Linked DNA regions of Homo sapiens: regions 1, 2 and 4 are each linked to region 3. The links are chromatin contacts, found by Hi-C or POLR2A ChIA-PET in ENCODE. All regions are on one chromosome and are shown on one strand. The core of a region is the stretch at or near the end of the contact, and the rest is flanking DNA. Distances in the headings are between cores, read along the strand shown. Region 1 has its middle 190 kb from the start of REEP3. Region 2 holds the start of REEP3 (receptor accessory protein 3). Region 3 overlaps ARID5B (AT-rich interaction domain 5B). Region 4 overlaps JMJD1C (jumonji domain containing 1C).

Region 1 (5,969 bases), core at 3,331-5,830, 1.7 Mb before region 3:
TACTGGAAAAAGGTCAAAAGGAGGAAAACCTTTATTTAAAATATTATGCTGTTCTTTTTACAAACTAGGTCATCTTCTGTATCAGTAGCTATTCCTCAAGGCATTCGGTCCCACTGACCCTTTAAGAACTTATTTTAAAAAATCGGGCTGCTTCTTACCCCAATTTTGTTTCTTCCCAAATGTGTTAGGCACTCTCCAACCTGGATACAAATTCCAGCATTTTGACAAGGTGTACCTAGTCCTCTTCAGATTCTCTTATCACCAGGGAAAGGCCTGTACAACTGCTCAGTAAGCCTTGGCCGTAAGGTATGCTCCCTAATACAGAATAAAGGGCAGGATGCCACAGTGCGGCCAGCAGGCTCAGTCCCATGGAGAGCAGCCCAGTACGGCTTAAGCTGTAAAGACAAGTAAGACAAGGTCTCTGTGCTCAGGAAACTGGTAATCTAGGGGAGGCCGTGGATGTGTTGCTTAACAAGGTGATAAGTGCATGCTAGCAGTGTGAACCAAGTGCCATGGGAACTCTGAGGAAGCAATGATTAATTATGCAGGGTATGGGGATTAAAGATCTGGGAATGTTTTCCAGAGAGAGAAACAGTGGAGCTGAAACAGATGATGAGCAGGCTTTGATCATGACAAAATTTGGGGGACAGAGTGCTCAGCAAGATACATTCCAGGAAGACGCATGGTGCAAAAGTCTTCCAGACACTGAAAGCTTTTGTTACATGAAATGCTTGGAGCACAGCAGGTCATCCAGGACAGTTGGAGTTTACAGTATAAGGTGGAGGGTGACACGGAAAGACCAAATAGTTGGGTTGGGCCAGATGGTGACTCTCGGACAACCAACTCCTTGGACTTTACCCTGAAGGCAGTGGTGAAGCAGATGAAGGATTTTAAGCAACTGGCTGGGTCAAGGGTTTAGTTTGGTGTATGACAAGCAAAGTTGTCTAAAAGGGACTCTGGGAGGTCACTTGGGGTGGCTTGGACAAGCCAAGTGGAACAGGGGCTTCCCCCCTTCTCCCAGTGGGGTGGGCTGCCCTAAATTTAGCTTCCCACAGAACTGGCAGTTTCTTTCCCACCCTACTCATATGAGCTACCACTCTCCACAGTCCTCAAATCTCCAGAACTGGAAAGCTGGCTTTCCCAGACAACTTCTCAGAACATCTAACACATAACTCAGACTGCCTGGTGCCCCAGTACCTATTTCCATCCCCACTGATAAGTTGTTCTGATCCTCTCTCCACATGGAAAGCAATAAGGAGGTAGAGTCCTTCCCCTAAAACATAACTTGCCATATTCTAAAAGATTCATTTTCTTGGATTCATGAAAGGCTGGGAGATTGTAGATGACTCTTTTGCCTGCTGACACTTGCTTTGTATGTTTCTACAATAAAGCCTGTTTCTAAATTCATACCAAGGGGTATTTTGGAACGCCTTCTGATCCTGGTGTTTTCTGACCAGGGTGACTATGAAGGAACCCACATTGTACCAAAGTGGGATGGCCTAGGAATGGAATAAGTCATTTCCCCATTGTTGATTAAGACTCTTTGTGTTGTAACAGAAAATCCAACTAAAACTGGCTTTAAAATTGAAGGGAATTTATTGTTTCACATAATTGTTAGGGTGGGCATAGAGTAGTTAATCCAGTGTTTTAATGATGCTATCAATGGCCCATTTCTCTCTCTCTGTCCTACCTTCACTAGTGTCAGCATTTTTCTTTTTCTTTTTTTTTTTTTTTTTTTTGAGATGGAGTTTCGCTCTTGTTGCCCAGGCTGGAGTGCAATGGCACTATCTCAGCTCACTGCAACCTCCACCTCCTGGATTCAAGTGATTCTCCTGCCTCAGCCTCCCAAGTAGATGGGATTACAGGTGCCCGCCACCACACCCGGCTAATTTTTCTTGTATTTTTAGTAGAGATGGGGTTTCGCCATGTCAGCCAGGCTGTCTCGAACTCCTTACCGCAGGTGATCCGCCTGCTGCAGCCTCCCAATGTGCTGGGATTACAGGCGTGAGCCACGGCGCCCAGCCATGTCAGCTTTTTCCTTTTTTTTTTTTTTTTGAGATGGAGTCTTACTCTGTTGCCCAGGCTATAGTGCAGTGGCATGATCTCGGCTCGCTGCAACCTCCACCTCCTGGGTTCAAGTAATTCTCTGCCTCAGCCTCCCTAGTAGCTGGGATTACAGGCACCCTCCACCACACCTGGCTAATTTTTGTATTTTTAGTAGAGACGGGGTTTCACCATCTTGCCCAGGCTGGTCTTGGACTCCTGACCTCGTGATCCACCGGCCTTGGCCTCCCAAAGTGCTGGGATTACAGGCGTTAAGCCACTGCGCCCAGCCGTGTCAGCCTTTTTTTAAGGCTGACTCTCCCAATGGTTGTAGAAATGCTGACAGTCACAATCAAGTCTCTAATAGTTACATCTGATGGCAAAGAGGGCTTCTAGACCAGCATTCCAGCCAGTGTCCTGAGATTCACCTAAATCGAGTAAGTTTAATTGACATATTTGTTGTTGTTGTTGTTGTTGTTTTGAGACAGGTTCTTACTCTGTCACCCAGGCTGGAGTGCAGTAGTACGATCTCAGCTCACAGTAACCTCCACCTCCCAGACTCAAGCAATCCTCCCACCTCGGCCTCCCAAGTAGCTGGGACCACAGTCACCCGCCACAATGCCTGGCTAATCTTTGTATTTTTTGTAGAGACAAGGTTTCACCATGTTGCCCAGGTTGGTCTCGAACTCCTGAGGTCAAGTGATCTGCCCACCTCGACCTCCCAAAGTTGTGTGATTACAGGTGTAAGCCACCACGCCTGGCCCTTAATTCACACATTTATGCTCACATCAACTCATATATTCATTGAACAAATATTTATGGAATACCTACTACATATTAGCCACTGTTTCAGGTTCTGGGACATTGAAATCACCTTGAATGACTGATTAGCTTAAAGCAATTGGTACCCATCACGAGCGCTAGGAGTGTGTTTAATTTCCCCCAAAGCACATGGACTGTATAGGGATGGAAGTGGATCCTTAGATAAAGACTTCTCTGCTACCAGGAAAGGGGGAGGAGAGAATAGATACTAGTTTGGCATCAAGAACACCTAATACAGGCTTGCTCCTGAAAACGCAGTTCCAGAACCAGCATTGTTGGCATCACCTGGTAATTTACTATAAATACAGAATCTCAGGTAGTGCCCCAAGTCTACTGGATGAGAATCTGCACTTTAACGAGATCCCCCGGTGACCTCTGTAAACATAGAACTTTGAATGCACTCATCTACAGGATAGATGAAAACAGTGTTATGACTGGGGCTGGAAGAGAAGGAAGTTGGAGAACAAAACAGTCTCTGTACAGACACAAGTTGGGATGTGCTGCTCATAACGGTTCTCCAGAGGGAATCGTGCAGCTAGCCCCTCAGTCAGGGATGATTGTCCCAAAGGGAGATGCACCTACTGAGTGAGGCCAATTAGTGGATCATCCTCTGGGAATTTGAAACGTAAATTATGAGAAACAGATACAGAAGGTTGTTGGAGCAGGGTTAGCAGTCAACAGAACCATAGAAGGTCTAGAAGTACCTAATGAGGGGCCCCCAAAGTGCTCTGAGGCTTAGTTATTATGCACCTCCTTTTATTCAACCATCCAATATTCCCTTTTTGGCTTATGTTAGTTAAAAGGGGTTTCTATTGCTTGCCATTAAAACAAACCTTAACTTACATAGCTTTGACTTTATCGGTATAGTTACCTACTGAGGATGAGATTGGTCTGCCTTGAGGAGGTCACCAAAGTTAATACATTTCACCAAACAATGTCGGAGATGCTTTAGTTGCTTTTCTCCTCAGCCTCCAAACTTAATCGCCAACACAAGCCATGAACACTGAACTGCATTCACAGTTGACAAAGCCATTTTTACACAGTATATTTTAAAATTCTACATATTTTGAAAATGCGGTTTTCATAAGAAACATTCCATTGTTGGTTACCTTCTGTGTATAAATGAATGTATCTTTCTAGAAAGATCCATTCATGTGTCCTCTTTAATCTGACCATCTATTGTCAACTTTTTCAAATGCAGCTGTCTTTTATAAATGTATCTACCAAATAATTGAATTGTTGTGATAGCAATTCTTTTTCCTTTTACACGTGCAATGTTTTCAATCAAATGTTGCCTAATAGCTAGGCTGTTTGGAAATTAATAATCTAAATAGATGGGAACAACAATATAGGTGTTTAAAGTTTAATTATTCCTTCAGGCTCATTGTGAGAATATCAAGGCTTTATTTATTAGTCTGATTCTATATTCCTTGGAGTATTTCATCTTATTCTACAACACTCTCCTTTTCTTCTTTTAAAAAAATACAACAAAACAATGAGGAGGTCAAATCTTATAAGGAACAAACATGACATCACATAGGGAAATGAGTCACTGTGCATCATACTGGGAACTGAGTCAGGACTAAACTGACTCACATCTTTCTGGGCCAAGAACCAATTCTAGTTATATCATGCTGGAAAATGACTCATTTACTACCTTTATTAGCTCCCCTCAAGATCAAATCAACAGCAAATTGGAGTAGGTCTTATGAAACTCAAGTGGCTCTGCTTGAGCCATTACTCTCTGCTGGTACACAGAGGATTTCTGTGTCTGAAATTAACTGGTTGTTTTGCCACAAGAACTCAAGCCCAGCCTTGCCAACAGTGTGTTGCACTTATCTGAGCTAACCACATCTAAACATTAGCATATCCATAATCTTTGTAGTCTCTACATGTAAGCAATTTTTAGATAATTGATTGAAAGCCTATCATTACTTATATAATAATCGTTGTAGAAAATAATCTGAAAAAAAACAACTACCCAGTTAGTGCTTTCATCAATAAAAAGTCAAAGCACAGCAATAGCTAACAGCTCTCTTTTTTGCCTTATGGTTATGCCACCTCCGCAAGTAAACTGAATGCAACAGAGAGCTGCACTAATAAAGTATTCCAGTTAAAACTGGAAAGGAAGACGGGAAAAATTAAAGTTCCAAAACCATGTCTTAATTTCCAAAGCATCTTAAATGAGTGCCTTTATAAGAAATGTTAACATTAACACCTGGGAATATACAAGGGATTATTTTTTAATGCGTGCATTGATACTAGCAGAATCTCCTAACTGGCTAATCTAGCCACAAACGCAGAGAAATTTTATACATATTCTTAAGTTCAAGCCAGGCACGCTGGCTCACACCTGTAATCCCATCACTTTGGGAGGCCAAGGTGGGCAGATAACCTGAGGTCAGAAGTTCCAGACCAGCCTGGCCAACATGGTGAAACCCCGTCTCTATTAAAAATACAAAAATTAGCCAGGCGTGATGGTGGGCGCCTGTAATCCCAGCTACTCGGGAGGCTGAGGCAGGAGAATCGCTTGAACCCAGGAGGTGGAGGTTGCAGTGAGCTGAGATGGCGCCACTGCACTCCAGCCTGTGCCACAGAGCAAGACTCCATCTCAAAATAAATAAATAAATATTAAAAAATACATATCCTTAAGTTCTGACAACATTGGAGCCATTCTCCCATATGACAGTAATTGATTAGGACAGAATATCTGCTGCTCCCTTTAGTGAGGACATTTAATGTTCTTTTCAATAATCTCCAGTTCACCACAGCCCCCACTACGGTCTCTCCTTGGCGACCATGGGGGATTAGTTCCAGGGCCTTTGTGGATACCAAAGTCCATAGCTGCTCAAGTCCCTTATTTAAAATAGTGTAGTATTTTCATATAACCTACACACATCCTTCGCATACTTTACCTGTAGATTACTTGTAGTATTTAATATAAATGCAATGTAAATATTTGTTATATTGTATTTTTAAATGTGTATAAATTTTTTTGTTGTATCTTTTTTTAATGGAGGTTTTTTTCTGAGTTATTTTCAATCTATGGTTGCTTGAATCTGTGGATGCAGAACCCGAGAATATGGAGAGCCAACTATATTCCC
Region 2 (6,178 bases), core at 2,491-4,990, 1.5 Mb before region 3:
CTCACTTCCCTCATAAAAAAGCTATCTATATATCTATTACGTTTTAAGTGCACACTCAATGCCAAGCACCACACTTCCACGTTTTAGTTAAACTAATTTAATCTTTACAACAGTCTTTTTTTTTTTTTTGAGACAGAGTCTTGCTCTGTTGCCCAGGCTGGAGTGCAGTGGCACGATCTCAGCTCACTGCAACCTTTGCCTCCAGGGTTCAAGTGATTCTAGTGCCTCAGCTTCCCTAGTAGCCAGGACTACAGGTGTGCGCCATCACGCCCGGCTAATTTTCTTTACAACGGTTTCATGTGGTATTTATTATAATGACTTAAAGGCAAGAAGACTGAAGCTCAGAAGGGTTTAGCATGCTGCCCAAGACCACGCAGCTGTAAACAGTGGTATCCAGGGCCAGGTGCGGTGGCTCATGGCTGTAATTCTAGCACTTAGCGAGGAAGGTGGGCGGATCACTTGAGGCTAGGAGTTCAAGGCCAGCCTGGCCAATATGGTGAAACCCTGTCTCTACTAAAAATACAAAAAAATTAGCCGGGTGTGGTGGCGTGCACCTATAGTCCCAGCTACTTGGGAGGTTGAGTCATGAGACATGAGAATTGCTTGAATTGGGAGGTGGAGGTTGCAGTGAGTTGAGATCACACCACCGCACTCCAGCGTGGGCGACAGAGAGAGACTCTGTCTCAAAAAAGAAAAAAAAAAGAGTGGTGTCCAGGGCTAATTTCTCTGGTGTTAAAGTGCAGGATCTTGGGACAAAGTGCTTCTACATACAGGGTGCTTTGGTTATGGAGGTTCCCTGCCCATGCTACCAGAGGTTCATGTTGAGAGAAGGGTCTGATCTTGCTCAGGAGGAGGTGGTTGTCTCAGTGGGTTAGAAAGAATCAAGTAAATTCTACCTCCTGGTGTGAAAAAGGTTTCCAAGTTTGTGTAGATCCTGTGATTGCTCTTTCATGTTTAGAGAGAGAAACTGAGTAAAGAGGAAAAATAGAATGATGTTTATATTCTCTACAAGTGTGCTTTCTAATGTGCTAATGTGTTCACGGCTCACAAAATAACAGTTCCTGACACTTGAGAAATACATTTCTTTTCATGACATTTTCTTCCTCACATTATTGCTCCCTGTCGTTAGCCTCAAACCTTACATTCTGTAGCTCAAGTACTTTAACTGGAGAGAGGCTTTAATCCCCTCTCTCCAGTTAGGGAGCCTCCTAAGGAGTCTCCTTGTCTTCCAGGTCTCCATTGCCAATCATTTCACAGAAGGGCAGAGAATCTTCCAAAGCAAAGCTGTTGCTGCCTTATAACATTTACCCCTTCTTTCTTGAAAACAGGCCCCAGGCTACCTTTCCAGCTTGCTTTTTCCCCACCCGAGTCCCTCACGCCCACTGTAACTAATCTGGGCTTTTCCTCCTCTGGGCTTTGGCTCACGCCGGTCCCTATATCTGGAATCCTTTCCTTTTTCATCTTTGGCTGCCTAGATTCTGTCCATTCTTTTTTGTTTTTTTTCTGAGGCACAGTCTCACTCTGTGGCCCAGGCTGGAGTGCAGTGGCACGATCACGGCTCACTGCAGCCTTGACCTCCTGAATTTGAGCGATCCTCCTACCTCAGTCCCTGAGTAGCTGGGATTACAGGTGTGAGCTACTGTGACTAGCTAATTAAATTTTTCTTTTTTTGTGGAGACAAGGTCTCGCTATGTTGCCCAGGCTGGTCTCTAACTCTTGTGATCAAACAATCTTCCCTCCTTGGCCTCCCAAAGTGCTAGGATTACAGGTGTGAGCCACTCTACTGGGCCTATTCTTTAAGGCCCATCTGAAACGTAATCTCCCTTGCCTTTTCTGATTCTCCAACCAGATATCCCTTCCTTGTCCAACACTGGGTATTAGAGTGGGTGTAACTTTTACAAGAGTTGACATTTGGACCTGTACTGCAGATATCTGTGCACCCAAACTGTCAATTCCCATGATCAACTACGTGTTACTGACCTTTGTGTTATAGGTAGCACCTAGAACAGACATTCATATTCATTGGCAATTATGAAAAACAAAAGTCTAAAAGTGCTTCACAATTTTCTGTCAGCTGAAGAACTGGTCAAAGAAATCCAGAGGCTTTTTTTTTTTTTTTTGTAAAGTACAGCTTCTTAATAGGGCACTTGATTTTCTAGGTGTGGACACAACAGTTGATAGACATCTACTAGGTCAAGAAAGGTATGCCTGAATTAGATAAATGACAGACTCAAAAGAGAGGCCAGGAAAAGGCTGAAAAACAATCTGAAGGCATCTGTGGTATCCTTTTGTTTATATCTTGATTTTTAGTTTCGTACAGGGGAACACAGGAAGCTCTGAGGCTTTAAAACTAGAAACTTTGCGATTTAATCAAATGAAAAATTTTGAATGCTGTGCTGCAAATCTGATTAAATAGGGCTAGTAATTCACTTCCAAACAAAATAAACCCCAAACTCAGAAAATCTAGCTCCTTTTAACAAAAAGTCTGGTAATGTTATTTTTCCTAAATTCTAAAGCTTATCAGAGAAGCCTGCCCCCTCACATAAACATTTTTTCATATACCTTTATGAAACCTTCTGAGATAACACTACTACAGAGGTGAATAATGAATTCATAGGCCCTAGCTGTAACTACGTCATTGTTTACTTGGTGACTTTTTTTTTAATCGGGGAGAGGGGTAAAATGGAGATGAGAGAAAATCAGTTTAAACTGTATTCAAATACATTTACACGATTAACACCACCAACTCAAGGAATTTCTTTTTCTTACAGACCTGTAGCACTTGTTGGTAGGAGAACAATGAAATGAACCCATAATTTGAACAAAGGCAACAGGCACCTGCAGCCTTTCAATCACTTAGCAAATATTTCCGCCGAGACAGGGCCGAATTCGGGGATCTGGGCGAGCAGCCGGTGTCACCTTTCTCGGTAAGCTGCAAATCTTGGGAAAACTAGGACCCTTCCCAGGGATCCTGGGCTGGGAGCGGTCTCCGGTTTTTAGACAAATCTCTCCTCCTACCACACGTGACCGAATGGCAATCAGCCGCCAAGAGAGACACCGCAACGCATCAGCCGCGGGATACAAAGGCTCGGCACTGCCGTCGCATCCTCGGGAGGATCGCGGAGCCTCCCGCGCTCGGCGTCTGCGGAGCCTGCGCAGGGAGCAGCTGCGAGGCGCGCCGCTCCCGGGCCCGCAGGGCGGTGCCGCGCTGCGCGGGGAGCAGGAGCGGGGAGCGCGCGCCGCCTGCCCTGAGCGCCTGCCCACCCAGCGCCGCCGGAGCAGGGGCGCCGCGCCGCACCGCACGCAGCCGAGCAGCGCCACAGCCGCCGCCGCCGTCGCAGCCGCAGTCGCCGCAGCTAGGCCCTCGGCCGTCGCAGGGAGCTCCGCAGCGACGTGGACCAAGGTGAGGAAGCCGAGGGCTCCCCCAGACCCTCGGCAGGCCCGAGGCCGGGCTACCCCGTCCCCGCCCAGGCCCAGGCCTTCCCTTTCCTCTCGGCTCCTTCCCCTTCCCACAGCTCCCCTGGGCCTCGCGCCGGCTGCAGGGCGCAGTGAGAGGCACTTACACCACGGCTCTGGAGATCATCCAGGACACCATCTTCACGGGGGCTTGGGCCCCACGTCCGGGGCGGGTGGGCGCAGGGCGCTGCGGACCAGGCCGCCAACGGCAGGCCGCGCGCTTCGCCGGCTCCTCGCGCTCCCCGGGGCCGCGCTGGCGCCCTCAGGAGCCGGGCCCGGTGTGTGCGCGCGGCGGCCTGGGCTGCGCAGAGGTCGGTCCCCCGCCCGTCCCCGCCCGCCCCCGCCCGCCGGCCCGGCAGCCTAGTCCGGACAGCACCCCGCCCCTGCGCTCCGCTGATAGGCGGTGGCGGCGGCGCGTTGGCCCGGGCCAGGGCTGGGGCCAGGCGGCCGGGCTCCAGGGCTGGGCTGGCGGGATCCTAGCCCGCGCTGGACGGCCTCGCTGCCGCGGCCTTGGCCCCTGCGCTCTAACCAACCTTACCCTCCTTAGCTCTTTGGGACGCCCACACTCGCGGCGAGAGTGGGGCAGGAGGCTGAGGAAGGGTACTGGAGGGTAGGGATTGGCAGTGCCTGTGTGAAAAGTGAGATATTCGCAGGAACTCGGTGTCCAATAAAACTCTCGACCAGGCCCTGGTTTTGGAGAGCCAAGACTTTGAGGTGTGCCTGGCCACATCCGGTATCCTCAGTGTTTACGGAGGCCCAGCACCAAAGGCGTCCTTATATTACCACATTTTAAAGGAATCGTCGAGAGGTTCTTGCACAGGCCTCCGTGTGTGCCACGAGTCTCGTGGTGCAATGCAGGGAGGGACAGAGGAGGATTTCATGTTTGCAGTAGTGGGTGCAGTGATACCACTGTTCTGGGCCTCTTAGGGCACCTTTTCATCAGAGCATCTGCAAAGACTGTTTACAGACACGAATCTCCATTATTTCCCTGAGGCCTGCCAGATGTTCAAAGTAAAGGCTGGGTCTAGGATTCCTGACCTGTCTTAAGATTTACAACTATATTACAGCTGTAAGATTTACAACTGTATTTTTTGGAGGTTGGGTTACTGCTTACACCTTGCTGTTCTTGCAAATATCATTTCAAGGGCAGACTTTTAAAACTGTTTTTTTTTTTTTTTTGTGACAGTACCAAATTGAGAAAATGATGTTAAAGTTTAGATATTTTTATTTTTTCCAGTTAAGACGATAGTAAAAGATAATTCTAGTATTCAGATGGTGCGAAGAATAAAAGATGAAATGTAGGCTTGGAGCCTTTAATTAAAGTCCTAGAAAATATGATGGCTTTTGTGACCATACTGTAATTTTGTCTTCTTGTTCCTCAGTTTCCCTGTGATAAAAAGGGGGTAATAATACTGTAGTCTGTCTCTTGCCTTTCAAGGGTGATATGAGGCACTGCTAAATAATATGTTTAGGAAATACTCTGACTTGCATGGAAGACAATCAAAGGACACAACAGATTATCCTAAATTATTTTCAGTTCTCAGTCAATAAATTGGGTAATATTTCATTATTTAAGAAACAAGCTCAGAAGCTACTTTCTACTCTTGGGTTAGGTTCTTTTCGCTTATTAATTCATGTCAAGACTTTTTATTTCAGGAATTTGAGTAATAATTTGCATTTAACTCTGAATCTTTTATTTTTGGCCATTATTCAGCATTATTTGAGGATCAGGTGTGCTGCATAAGCACCAGTTTTTTGGCGAACTCTCTTGTTCAATAAAACTCAAATGAATTTGAATATCATTCAGATCCCTTCATGAAAGGTCCTGAAATAGCTTTACAGCCTTTACTTTTACTACTTTCACCCCCAACTCCTAATGTACCCGTTCCCTACCTCTCTTCTTTCAGCCAACCTGTATTTTCATGCTCAGTGCTTTTGCCCAGATTTCGTTTTTCCCTTAACACTTTGCTCCCCATTCTGTACCTATCAGAACTCTCATTTTTCAGTGGCCTGTGCCATGAAGACATCCTTGGTTTTCCTCAGGGACAATTATTCCTAATTTTGTCTGTGCTCTCATAATTTATTACTTGAATTTCTATTTCTTATCTGTGTCATTCTGCCTCTACCATGTCTAATGTACTGAATGGTAAAATGTTTGAGAACAGACATGGTGTATTAGATTTCTTTGTGTTTTCCAACTATCTAGCCTCAGATAGGGTAAACGTCCAATAAAAATTTGAATAATGTTTGTGAAATACAGTCACTCTTTAGGCATCAGATTTAAAAAATTTCAGCCACGTACATTGGAAGTCTCTTAAAAATGTCTTTCTTGCCTTTTTACTTTGGAGGTCATCATTGTGAATATTAATTATTTCAGCTAATCCTAGTACATTAATGCCTTCAGGGGTTGCTGAAGGCAACCTAGGTAGGATGGCTGGCTGCTCTCTGAAATGTCCCTAGACTGCTGTGCGTTAAGTTTCATTTTGTATGCTTATTATATCTTCTGCCTCTTCCACATTTAGATTACTTTTTGCTGCTTTCTTTCTATTTACCTGGAACAGTGCCTTTTTTCACATCTCAATAGGCCATGGGTTGGAAACCACCTACTATGTGCTATACACGTGTCATTGAGTCATTCTGACAACTTAAAAAGCCATATAGCGTTTATTCCCTTTTGGTACCATGGAAAGTGAGGTTTAGAGAAGTTAACTCAACTGGCGGG
Region 3 (6,045 bases), core at 1,934-4,433:
GACCCAAGTGCTAAGACTTTAATGACCGCGAGGGAAGGATGTACTTTCAAGTCCCTTATCAAAATAACAGCTGAGCAGAAAGCTGACAAACAAAACTTGGGGTAGCAGGTCGCAGGCATTTCATTAAAACAAACAAAACAATATCCCCTCTGTTCTAAGACTTGTTACTATGATCTTCCCTTCCTAGCATTTTGGTGAAAAGCACTTAGACCTAAAAGGCATTTATTTCTAGAAAAGCTTTCAAATCCCAAAGGCCTTTTCGACAGAACTTGCATCGAACATGCTGTTTTTAAATAAAGGCAAAGGTTCCGGGAACTGACAAGAAGTCATCCCCAAACTGGGTTTATTTTCTCCATTCTTTGAGCTGTTTTCAGAACCCAGAGAAGCACATGTACTCCCCCAGCAGATTCTGAGAATTACAAATTTAGAACAGACTAGCACCTAATATTCTGGTCACACAAACGTAAACTCTAAATGGGATTTGATCAAGAGAAAAAGCCCTTTGTTCTTAGTAAGGCAAGTACTTGCGTATTTCAGGTATGGTTAGGCAAATCCTACCAGTCATTCAGGACTCAAAATCAAATTCCTCTCCTACTCTCCCCTCTGAACTTTTTTTCCCTCCTTCTCTTATGGAACATATCACTGTACTCCTTGTACTTTAGCTGTGGTTTTTGGCATATTATTATACCAGACTGGAGAATCCTTAAGGGCAAGACCCTGTGGGATGTGTCTTTTATCTGCCCAGCACAACACCCAAAAGGCTGCATTGCATAACATGTATTTGTTGAATGAAAAAGTGACTAATGGAAATAAAGATGCCCACATACTGTTCTTTCCTGTCCTCATAGACTGGTCCCGCCAACCTCACACGTGGTATACTTGTCACACTGGGCACTTGTAAAACTGCATTCACCTTTACTACTTATGCTTATGCTCTGGAAACATAAACTGGTGACTTGAGTTTGCACTGGGAATGGAGACAGGAAACCAAAGGCCTTTGGTATCTCAGTAAGGCTATAATCTAGTCCCCACATGCAATGCACAAACACCCTGAAGAGCACAAATATTCAAAGTACGGGGTGGGGGGAATGGAACACAAAGGACTGGGTAGGTGCCTCTGCAATCGAATCAGAGACCTTTTGGATTCAGAAGACTCCAGGTAAAGTTTTGGTATTGAAGGACTGGCTTTGGGGACAGCAAAAATTCTGGTCCCCAGGCCACATCTTTGTCCCTCTAGAGTCATAATCTGTCATTTGCTAGGTCAGTGAGTGAAAACAGGTGCATTATGGTGTGCTGGTGGGCAGGAGTGGGATGGGTCTGCGGACTTTAATTCACTCATGTAAGAGACAGCCCCACCTCCTTCCAGCCACCCTGCAAGGACCTACACCTGCCCTCTCCTTGAAAGCTCAGTGCTATGTACTTACTGACAGAACCTAAATCCTAAGACTCCAGAATTAGACCAGCTCTTGTTCTTTAGGTGAGACTGATCTCTACCAAGAAAAAGCTCTGCTAGGGAGAGAGCAGTACCCTTACTGATAGCATATCTGGCTTCAGTCAGTTTTATTAGAAAAAAAACAGTGCAAAGCAATAGACGTACTGTTACTTTTACGTGTGTATATGATTCACTGGCCTGGCTTATCACAGAGTTCAGTAAATGCTCTTTGCATGAATGTTTTCAGTATTATACATGAATAATAAGAGTAGCTAAGTGAATAATAATAGTAGCTAACCATTTCTGAGCACTTTCTCTGTACAAGTCACTCTTCTGAGTGCTTTGCATACAATAATTCCACTAAAACTCACAGCAAGCCAAAGAGGAAGGCATGATCCTTATCCCCATCTTACAGACCAGGAAACTGAGACAGAGATGAAATTACTTGTCTCAGACCATACAAATGGTTACTGGCAGCAGAAGGATTTCAACACAGGCAACTGGACTTTATCCAGAGCCCCTGCTTTAAGCAACTTATCTCTAACAGACACACACACAGACACACACACACACACACACACACAGACACACACACATTGCCTCAAAATGAAGTATTCATACTAACTTGGGCTGGCAGTCACCAGGGAGCTCTCCGCAAATGAAAACACTCAAGTACTACATAGCACGAGGGTGCTGCAGCCCACCCCAGACAGGAAACACTGTCCGACAGAATTGACAGCGAGTGGGGTCCCCTTTAGTCTTGACCCAGCAGTAGGTGGCAAGACTCCCACTAAGGCCAATAAAACTTAGTCAGAGAGCCCTACATATTACCCTCCTTAACCAGTGGGCCACTGACTCTTCTGCCTAATCAGTGAAAGATCTCTGTGGTTTAAAAAAAAAATCTTTCCCCTCTGACTGCCCATCTGTTCCTCTTACTCAGTGCCAAGAAATTAACAACTATTCACCTTTGTGAAGTCACTGCTATTTCTATAGGTGTTAATCCTCAGAGAATCAAGCTACCTCCAGAGCTCCAGGCTACTCTGACAGCTAACCCATGTTTGTTTTTTCTTTTTAAACTCCTTCAAATATTAATGAATTATAGTCTATTTTCTCAACAATATAGCAAAACAAGTTTGTTTTTCTTAAAGGGTCTAGAAGCTGAGTTGCAGACAATTTGTTTATATATTTATTTCACTACGGGTTCACACAAGTTACATGGCAGGGCAGTGCAGGTGTGGGAAACTTTTATGTCAACCCCAACTCTTGCAATAATAATAATAAAACAAAGGGAAATGTAACCAGTTACTGGCAAAGTAAATTGCTTTTGGCTTAAATGTTCCTGTTTTTTTCTACTGTGTTCTTCCTGTCATGACCGTCTCTTTTTTTTAATAGCATTTATGCTCTTGGAAATACCACGAAGATAGATAAACTGCTATAAAAGCTGGATTGACTCATCAGTTAACAACTCTTCCTTCCCATTTTGCAGAGAGACTTGTTGCCAACACAGCTACATATTCTCTCGAGAAATTCTTTGTGAGCTTCCACTCAGAGATAGGATTTACTTGTTGGTAGGGACTGGAATCAGGGGAATGGAAAACCAGCACAATTTTCCTAAGAGTTTGACCCCCGAGGTCAATGTCTAGAGAAGTCGGCGGAGCGTTAACTCATTCGATTTGCAAGTTGCGTGTGTCTTTTAAACACGAGCCAGAAAACAAAACTCCACTGATCACAGTATTAGGGAAGACAAACATTGTTCTATGTATAGTATGCGTTACTGATAATACCCTGCATTTCTGTAATGCTTTTCCTCTGAGGATATCAATTCTCTGGCACATTTTCTTTTCAGACAATAATCTTAAAATACTGGCTGGGCACTTTGGGAGGCTGAGGCGGGTGGATCACGTGGTCAGGAGTTCGAGACCAGCCTGGTTAACATAGTGAAACCCTGTCTCTACCAAAAATACAAAAATTAGCCAGGCATGGTGGTGTGCACCTGTAGTCCCAGCTACTCGGGAGGCTGAGGCAGGAGAATCTCTTGAACCCGGGAGGCGGTGGTTGTGGTGAGCCAAGATCGCACCACTGCACTCCAGCCTGGGCAGGCAACAGAGCAAGACTTCGTCTAAAAAAAAAAAAAAAAAATACCCTGGCAAGTTTCAGCATGGAGCATTGCTCTTTCGGGGGGGAGGAGTAACCTACCCTAATTTAGTTATCATTTACTGTGTTCTATTTTCAATGTTTCCCTTTTAACTATTTGGAAACTTCCTCTTTCATTACAACAAAAATAGAACGAATGTTTTTAAAGTTATTAACGTATGAGTAAAAGACTTAGAAACCAAGAATGGCAGAAGGCTTGATCAAAGCCACTCCTAAAATTTATGGGTGTAATGAAAGAAAGGCATTTCACAGATAATCTCTTACAGAATTTCAGTTTTCAAATATGTGGGGGAACAAAAGAAAACTAGAAGCTCTCAGACCTCATTTTGGCTTTAACTTAAAGCCAATATTTAAAAATTCATAAATAAGTCCCTGAAATTTTTATTTCAAATCCACAGTTATATTTCATATAGTGACCATTGGTATTAAATTTCTATTCAATTGTTTGAATCTTTCTACAAATTCACAAAACACTGATCACATACGAATTTAGGAAATATTCAAGTTTATTTTCATTCTGTTTTCCCAAAATCAGTCTTCCACACCCAACAGAAATGCCTGAGAAGCAATTGCATTGTATGAGATATAAACACACTGGGCCATTGACAAGCACAACTTGATCCTGCGCGACGTTCTAACTCTGATGATGAATTTTGAACAATAGATATGGAAACACAATACTGCAAAAGTTTCATTATTTGGCAATTGTTCTGACAGTTTCCTCTTCAGAGTAATTATTTTTTCTCAGATAAAGGCATTAAAAAGATGAAGCCCTGGTGGTGGCTCATGACTGTAATCCCAGCACTTTGGGAGGTGGGAATATTGCTTGACCGGGAACTTGAGACCAGCTTGGGCAATGTAATGAGACCCCTGTTTCTACGAAAATTAGTTGGGTGTGGTGGCATGTGCCTGTAGTCCTAGCTAGTTGGGAGGCTGAGGTGAGATGATTATTTGAGTTCAGCAGTTTGAGGCTGCAGTGAGCCTAGACTGTGCCACTGCTCTCCAGCCTGGGTGACAGAGTGAGACCTTGTCTCTTAAAAAAAAAAAAAAAAAAAAAGAGCAAATGAACCCAGAGTCTGGAACCCAAATTCTAGAGCCAGATTTAAACACTTTTCATGTTCAAATGTCATCAAGAGCAGACAACCCCAATCACTAATGGATGGATGTGCCCTAGAGAAATTTTACACTCATCACACTGGATATCATGCGATATAAAGACCTGGACTTTGAGTTTCCAAGTGTGCTTTTGCCCAAGTCATACCCCTACACTGCTTGAACCACAAACTACAATTTAGCATTTCCAATGAACTCTGCTCTCACAGAATCCAAGTGCTTGTTCTTCCTCCTGGAAGGGTGAGCAGTTGTGGTGTTAGAAAGAACATTTAAAAAAAAAAAAAAAGAAGCTGGCTTCATATGAGGTCGTCACTTTGCCTCTTTGTCAAAATCATTGAGAGCCCCAAGAGTCAACAATGAGAGTAATGTATTACTGCCTTTGCTATACCTGGATTGCTTGGGCAGTTTAAGTCCAAAACAGCCATGGACTTCATTGACTGCTCAACAAACCATGTAAGTAAACACTTTTGTAATCCATTCCAATACATGCCCAGTCTTACTCACTCTGTTTCATACTTGTGAATGCTGGAGTAATTATTAATGCTCCTGATCAAGGTTTTAGTAATTTCTTAGGCATGTGATTTGCATAGCTATTTCCTGATCCGCCGTCTCTCTCTGCCCTGGAGGTCTTCATTTCTCAGAAACACTTAAAAACAGATTATTTTACTTCTACCCTTCCCCCAACCCATAAATGGAACAGGACTTCCTAGCTCATCTGTATTGCTAATTGGTTTGAAAGCATGTGACTCCATGCATTCTTGCCATTAAAACACAAGCAAGCCTTTTTTGAAGTCAGCTTTACCAGCAGTGATAGGCAGATTTCTATCTTTGTTCCCCCACTGTGTCTTGAGGCAAGGGAGAAATGTAAATGATCACGTTATTTAAATATTGTTCTGAAATCATGTAGTGAATTCCAACGTAATATAAAAATGTTCTAGAAGTCTGTATAATAGGGGTGTCCACAAACACACTGGCAAAGAAGAAAGGGATTATAGATGCTTTTCACTACTGCTTGAGAAACAAGGGGAAAATCTGGGAGCTGAATCTAGGAGTGAGGAGACAGTCTGGCTTTTCAGAGGATTGACTCTCTAAGGGGAGAATTCTGGAAATAGGAAAAGAGATTGAAATCTATGCCAGACCTTTCCAACTCTCACCTTCTCTCTGGTCTATTTGGCTGTCTGCAATATCCTCCAGGGGAAACCATTCTTGGTGGAGGGTCCCCTTGTAAGAAGTGGACGTGGTAGCTCATGGCTGCTGTGCAAGAGCCTATGCATCTTTGGGATAATGGGGTCTATATACCATAGCATGGACAAGACCACAGCCTAGGTTTTCCTGAGGATCAGGAG
Region 4 (5,785 bases), core at 2,137-4,636, 1.2 Mb before region 3:
TTTGTATACGGAGACTTAATTACCCCTTGCTTTTAATTATGTGAAATCTTTTAATATGTTTCCTTTTTTTTAAAAAAGTATTTATTTATATTTATATGTACTCAGACACACACACACCTACATAGAGAGCTTAAGAGATTAATCTATCGTGTCCTTAATAAATCAGGTAGACTATCTTTATAATATCTCTTACTTTTTAATGCATATTCTCATTTTTACTTTACTTGAGAGCCCAGAGAAGATGATGATTCCAATCTCTGAATGTAATAGTCATTGACCTAATGGAGGAAATCTTATCTTGCAAATTAGATAATTTTTCCTAAATTATGTACATTAAAATCAAGTATATTGTTATATTTGGAAGGCTAAGCATTGTCCAGAATAAATCAGGGAAACTCATTTACTTGTGAAAGTTTAAATAATGTATTTACCTTAAGATATTTTTGTCTTTACTGGTGAAAAGGATTTGGTATTGATTTAATTTCCTGTGCTCCTGATTGTATATATTTCAAGCATTTGTGGAAATAAGAGTTTGCAGTCAGTTAGATCAAATTGCATTAGTATATTTAAAATTGTATTTGATACATTGATGTAGAAGTTTTTAATCTTGCTTCATACTGGTTGTTCTGTTTTGTTGTTTTTAATTAGGAAAAGGCAAACTGTACCTACAAGCTAATCCAGCCTGCTTCTTGTTTTTATCTTTTCCTTTTTAATTTTTTTAGAGACAGGATCTCCCTCTGTCACCCAGGGTGGAGTACAGTGACTACAGTGATCATACCTCACTGTAGCTTTGAACTTCTGGGCATAAGGGATCCTCCCACCTCAGCCTCCTGAGTAGCTAGGATTAGAGGTACAAGCCACTGTGTCCAGTTACTTTTAGATTTTTAAACAGTTGAAAAAAACTCAAAAAGAAGAATATGTCATAACACCTAAACATTCTATGAAATTCAAATTTCATAGAATGCTAATATAGAAACATTTATTGGAACATAGCCATGCTCATTCATTTATGTATTTTTATGGTATTTTTTTAGCTACTTTTCTGCTGTAACAGCAGGGTTGAGTAGTTGTGACAACTGGTATGGCCCATAAAGCCTAATATATTAACTTTCTGGCCATTTACAAAAAATGTTTGCTAGCCCTTATTATAATTCATGAAAATACATGGAAGCCTTCAGCGGTACCTTCATTTAGTTAACTGCAGGTGGTATAGACAGCTTTGCTTTTTGAGCACCCCTGTAGCAACTTTCAAACTTTATATATTTCTTGTCCCAGCAAATCCTTATTAGCAAAATGGATTCTTGTATAAGTTAAAAAGATGTGGTGTGGTAAAAATTAATGTCACTCTTGTGGACTTAACATTCACGTTTTAAAACTGTTGCCAGCAATCTCAGGGATCTAAGAACAAGCAACTATTTGTAGTTTTGCTAAACCATGAATTTATGACTGGCGAAACTGGTATGGCAAAACATGTTCAATCACCTAATCTGATGTTCAGGATACAAAATAATTGCTTTTATGGTAACTCTTATACTATCAAAGATGGTTTTTATGGAGAAATTTATGTCATGGAATGGAATTTAAGAAAGCACACTGGATGTTACCACAAAGGTCAAGGGTTTTATAGCAGAGGGGAAAATCATTCCATTAATAAGCCACACATATCAGTATCAATTTGAAAGTGAGCATTCAGTCATTATCTATCAGAAATTGTCCAAAGGAGGAGAAACTGCTGCAGTTTTGTGATATTTCTTTTATCCTAAAATGAAAGTGCTACTCTAGACATCAGTTGAGACTTTTGAGCAAATCTGTTACGTTATTAAGCCAGTCTTCTCTGTCACTTAGAAACTAACCACCCTTTGTTGGTTTTTTGTCAGCAGTCAAATGAGACTATGTGTGACATAAATAATATATTTCTTGAACTGGCAAGGAGCACTCTACCTTATTATCTTAGGAAATGAGTTGTGTATATTTTTAACATTTTCATAATACTGGTGTCATTAAACCTAACTAGGCATATCTGAATATTTTAGTGTTCTGAGCTTATGTTTTATATTACCTAGATGGTTATTTTTTTCTTTCGAATTAAGTAGAAAGTACATAATCACCTAAAATTATGTTAGTACAGTAGTCTTACTGTCAAAATACACATTCCAGCCTGATTTTAACCTTTTCTTTGAGAGTCTCACTCTGCCACCCAGACTGGAGTGCAGTGGCACAATCTAGGCTCACTGCAACTTCTGCCTCCCAGGTTCAAGGGATTCTCCTGCCTCAGCCTCCCGAGTAGCTGGGATTATAGATGCGCACCACTACACCTAAATACATTTTTTTTGTATTTTTTAGTAGAGATGAGGTTTGGTTTCACCATGTTGGTCAGGCTGGTCTTGAACTCATGACCTCAGGTGATCCACCCACCTCGGCTTCCCAAAGTGCTGGGATTACAGGCATGAGCCACCACACCCGGCCTGATTTCAGCCTTTTACTCCATCATGTCCTTCTCTCTCTCTTTTTTTTTTTTTTTTTTTTTGAAACAGGGTTGTGCTTTGTCGCCCAGGCTGAAGTACAGTGGCACGATTATAGCTTATTGCTGCCTTGAATTCCTGGGCTCAAGTGATCCTCCCATCTCAGCCTCCCGAGTAGTTGGGACTACAGGTGCGCACCCCACCATGCCTGGCTGATATTTAAATTTTTTGTAGCAATGGCATCTCGCCATGTTGCTCAGGCTGGTCTCGAACTCCTGGACTCAAGGGATCCTCCCACCTTGGCCTCCTGAAGTGCTGGGATTATAGGTGTGAGCCACCGCACCCGGCCCCATTATCCCCTCCTGTACACGTGAAAAAATACCTTTATTTTGATCATCCAAGCAGTCATTCAGCACAGTGTTAACCTAGAAAAAAACAGCATTTGGGTATTTGTAGATCATGACTAAGGTACATCACCAAAGTGAGGTTTCTTCTCTTTTACACTTTCTGATTATAAGATTGCATGAGTTTGCCACCCTAAGTCTCCTCTCTTTGATGAGTATTTGACTATTTCTATATGTGGAATGTCACATAACCAGTGTTAGAAGTTTATAGAAAGGTATCTTCCACCCGTTGTTCTTTGCTTTTGAGTCAGCCTCAGTTTATAAGATAATGTTGCCTTTTACCCCTTACATATAAAGAAATGTGTCAAATTTTAAAAGGCAATAATAGTAAACTTTCATTTCTTTTGATTGTGCTAATGAGAGAGAGTGTATGTGGAGGGAAGGGGGGGGTGGGGGAGAAGAACCTGAGCCCTGGAAGTCACAGAACTAAGTTCAGATAACAGCTCTGTCACTTCCTGCTTGTAACCATGAACCTCTCTGAACATACTGTGTATATCAGCTCACAAAGTTGTTACAATTGATACTGTATGGAAAGTACCCAGCATAGTGTCTGCCATAGTAAATGCACCTTTAGGTTAGCTTTTTTTTTTTTTTTGGAGATGCAGTCTCGCTCTTGCTGCCCGGGCTGGAGTGCAATGGCGCCATCTCAGCTCACTGCATCCTCTACCTCCCGGGTTCAAGTGATTCTCCAGCCTCAGCCTCCCCAGTAGCTGGGATTCACAAGCGTGTGTCACTACACCTGGCTAATTTTTGTATTTTTAGTAGAGACGGGGTTTCACCATGTTGGCCAGGTCGAACCCCTAATCTCAGGTGATCCACCTGCCTCGGCCTCCCAAAGTGCTGGGATTATAGGTGTGAGCCACCGCGCCTGGCCTTATGGTAGCTATTTTTGTGTATCAGTACATTAAGGTGTCTCACTAATGTTCAATTAGAGTTCATGTCTATCTTTGCAAGAGGAGGAACAACACACAAGTGACTGATGTACCCCCAAACCTCATTTAAGATGTTTTTTGAACTTTTTCTGTGTTCTGTATACATTTCTAATAAAGCAGATGCTTAGTGAACTGATTTTTTTCCATTTGTCGTTTGCTGGAGGTTATAACTAGTAGCTCAAATAGGATACAGTTTACATAGGAGGAGAGGTTCATAGAGGGTCCTGTCTCTTCAATTAGCTTAGGTGACTTGTTTTTGAAAAATTAATAGGTATTAGTTATTCAAGATAAGAACTATATATAGGTAACTACTTATAGTTACTGTCTTTAAAGTGTGAAATGTGAAGACTGTGCCATTAAGTGGATTTTTTTCTTTTTTTTTCGAGACAGAGTCTCGCTCTGTCTCTAGGCTGGAGTGCAGTGGTGCAATCTCGGCTCACTGCAACCTCTGCCTCCTGGGTTCAAGCGATTCTCCTGCCTCAGCCTCCCTGGTAGCTGGGATTACAGGCGCCCACCACCACACCCAGCTAGGTTTTGTATTTTTAGTAGAGATGGGGTTTCACCATGTTGGCCAGGATGGTCTCGAACTCCTGACCTCGTGATCCACCCACCTCGGCCTCCCAAAGTGCTGGGATTATAAGTGTGAGCCATCGCACCCGGCCCATTAAGTGGATTTTTAATCTCACACGAGCTCAAGGCACAGCTGAAGACCTTTTAAATTCTGTGAAAGATAGTGGATATTCATAGCTAGTTTTTAATTCCAGACCCTTAATTTCTCTTATCTGTAAGTCAGCCTTGTTGACTTCTGTCTAACATTTAGCACCTTTACAAAATTATTCAAGTCAGTAAATATATATATAAAAAACCTATTTGGCTTTGTTTCAAGATTTGCTCATTTAACCTTTAATAATCCTCTTTAAAATGGGAATGATGATGTAACAGAAATCCCTGTAACTTACAAAGTACTATATGTAGACGAGGGGGAGGAATTCAACAACAATGCCTGTCATAAATCAGGCAGTGCATTGGGATACTTTTTGTGGGTTTTAATTAACCAGGTAGTTCACATCATTCAGCACTCAAATGTCATAAATCAGAATTAGATATTTTAAGAAAGCTAATTTTTGTACATAAGAAAAAATCTTATTAAAACATTTATTAAGATAGAAAAAGAGGGAAATATTAGTAACTCTGCTTTATAGATGAGGAGATTGAGAGACCAGAGTTTGAACCTACATAAAGTCATTATCAGTAAAGGGACTCAATTTAACAGTTTTTAATGGTATGCTATTTCCGCTAGATAATTAATGGTTTATTGTTGGAAAAATATTTGTATATTGTTTAATGATCTTGGAAATAGAGCCCATTATTTTAACCTGTTGAAAAAATATTTATAAGGCTGGGCTCGGAGGCTCATGCCTGTAATCCCATTGGGAGGCGGACGCAGGCGGATCAAGAGGTCAGGAGTTTGAGACCAGCCTGACCAACATGGCGAAACCCCGTCTCTACTAAAAATACAAAAATTAGCCGGGCTTGGTGGTGGGCACCTGTAATCCCAGGTACTCAGGAGGCTGAGGCAGGAGAATCTCTTGAACCCGGGAGGTGGAGGTTGCAGTGAACCGAGATTGCACCACTGCACTCCGGCCTGGGCGACAGAGTGAGACTCCATCTCAAAACAAAACAAAACAAAAAATATTTATAAATAAATGTTGAAGAAATAGATTATATATCCTAGTAGTTATAACTTATAAAATTTAAACATAGGCAACTGGTTTTATAGCCCATTATTTTAACCTGTTGAATAAATAAGATATAAATAAATGAGTTATAAGTTGTAAAATTCCAACACAGTCAACTGGTTTTATAAGGTGTACTTGTCTGCACGGTGTTGGCAATGCTTCTTTAAAACAGTTTATAGCCAGGCGTGATGGCTCATGCCTGTAATCCCTGCACTTTGGGAAGCCAAGGTGGGCAGATCGCTTGAGTC

The links. Hi-C counts contacts between places; a loop is a spot of excess contacts on that map. ChIA-PET counts read pairs that join two places held with the same protein, here RNA polymerase II (POLR2A). Pooled maps may share reads with other maps.
Region 1: a loop to region 3 is called in a pooled map, with 2.7 times the contacts of the local background. The contact joins two enhancer-like sites. A Hi-C loop is called at or near these places in 1 of 168 maps with a recorded cell type or tissue (gastrocnemius medialis) and 7 of 50 pooled maps. POLR2A ChIA-PET finds 5 or more read pairs at or near these places in 1 of 52 experiments (endothelial cell of umbilical vein).
Region 2: a pooled map shows a loop between it and region 3 (5-fold over the local background). The contact joins the promoter of REEP3 here to the enhancer-like site in region 3. A Hi-C loop is called at or near these places in 7 of 50 pooled maps.
Region 4: a pooled map shows a loop between it and region 3 (1.8-fold over the local background). The contact joins two enhancer-like sites. A Hi-C loop is called at or near these places in 2 of 50 pooled maps. POLR2A ChIA-PET finds 5 or more read pairs at or near these places in 2 of 52 experiments (OCI-LY7 and PC-9).

Annotation. Positions count from the first base shown.
Region 1 is chr10:63,705,987-63,711,955 of GRCh38, reverse strand. No RefSeq gene overlaps it. Among named protein-coding and RNA genes, the nearest start is that of REEP3, 190 kb to the right of the region's middle. RefSeq lists an enhancer at 3,844-5,043. Within about 2 kb of position 4,580, at least 11 of the 41 ENCODE cell types and tissues checked have a DNase peak (open chromatin) inside an H3K27ac peak, as active enhancers do; they include endothelial cell of umbilical vein, where a contact is called at or near this core.
Region 2 is chr10:63,518,963-63,525,140 of GRCh38, reverse strand. It overlaps REEP3 (receptor accessory protein 3), which reads right to left and starts at 3,740. Exons shown (of 8, transcript NM_001001330.3): 1 at 3,564-3,740. The coding sequence starts at 3,595. It also overlaps a transcript of JMJD1C not described here. RefSeq lists a silencer at 3,055-4,104 and an enhancer at 4,495-4,544.
Region 3 is chr10:62,042,974-62,049,018 of GRCh38, reverse strand. All of the region lies in intron 4 of ARID5B (AT-rich interaction domain 5B), which reads right to left. Among named protein-coding and RNA genes, the nearest start is that of ARID5B, 140 kb to the right of the region's middle. RefSeq lists enhancers at 61-150, 771-840, 1,421-1,480, 2,271-2,410, 2,541-2,590. Within about 2 kb of position 3,183, at least 10 of the 41 ENCODE cell types and tissues checked have a DNase peak (open chromatin) inside an H3K27ac peak, as active enhancers do; they include endothelial cell of umbilical vein, where a contact is called at or near this core.
Region 4 is chr10:63,223,457-63,229,241 of GRCh38, reverse strand. The region is part of intron 3 of JMJD1C (jumonji domain containing 1C); the gene reads left to right. Among named protein-coding and RNA genes, the nearest start is that of NRBF2, 93 kb to the right of the region's middle. Within about 2 kb of position 3,386, at least 3 of the 41 ENCODE cell types and tissues checked have a DNase peak (open chromatin) inside an H3K27ac peak, as active enhancers do.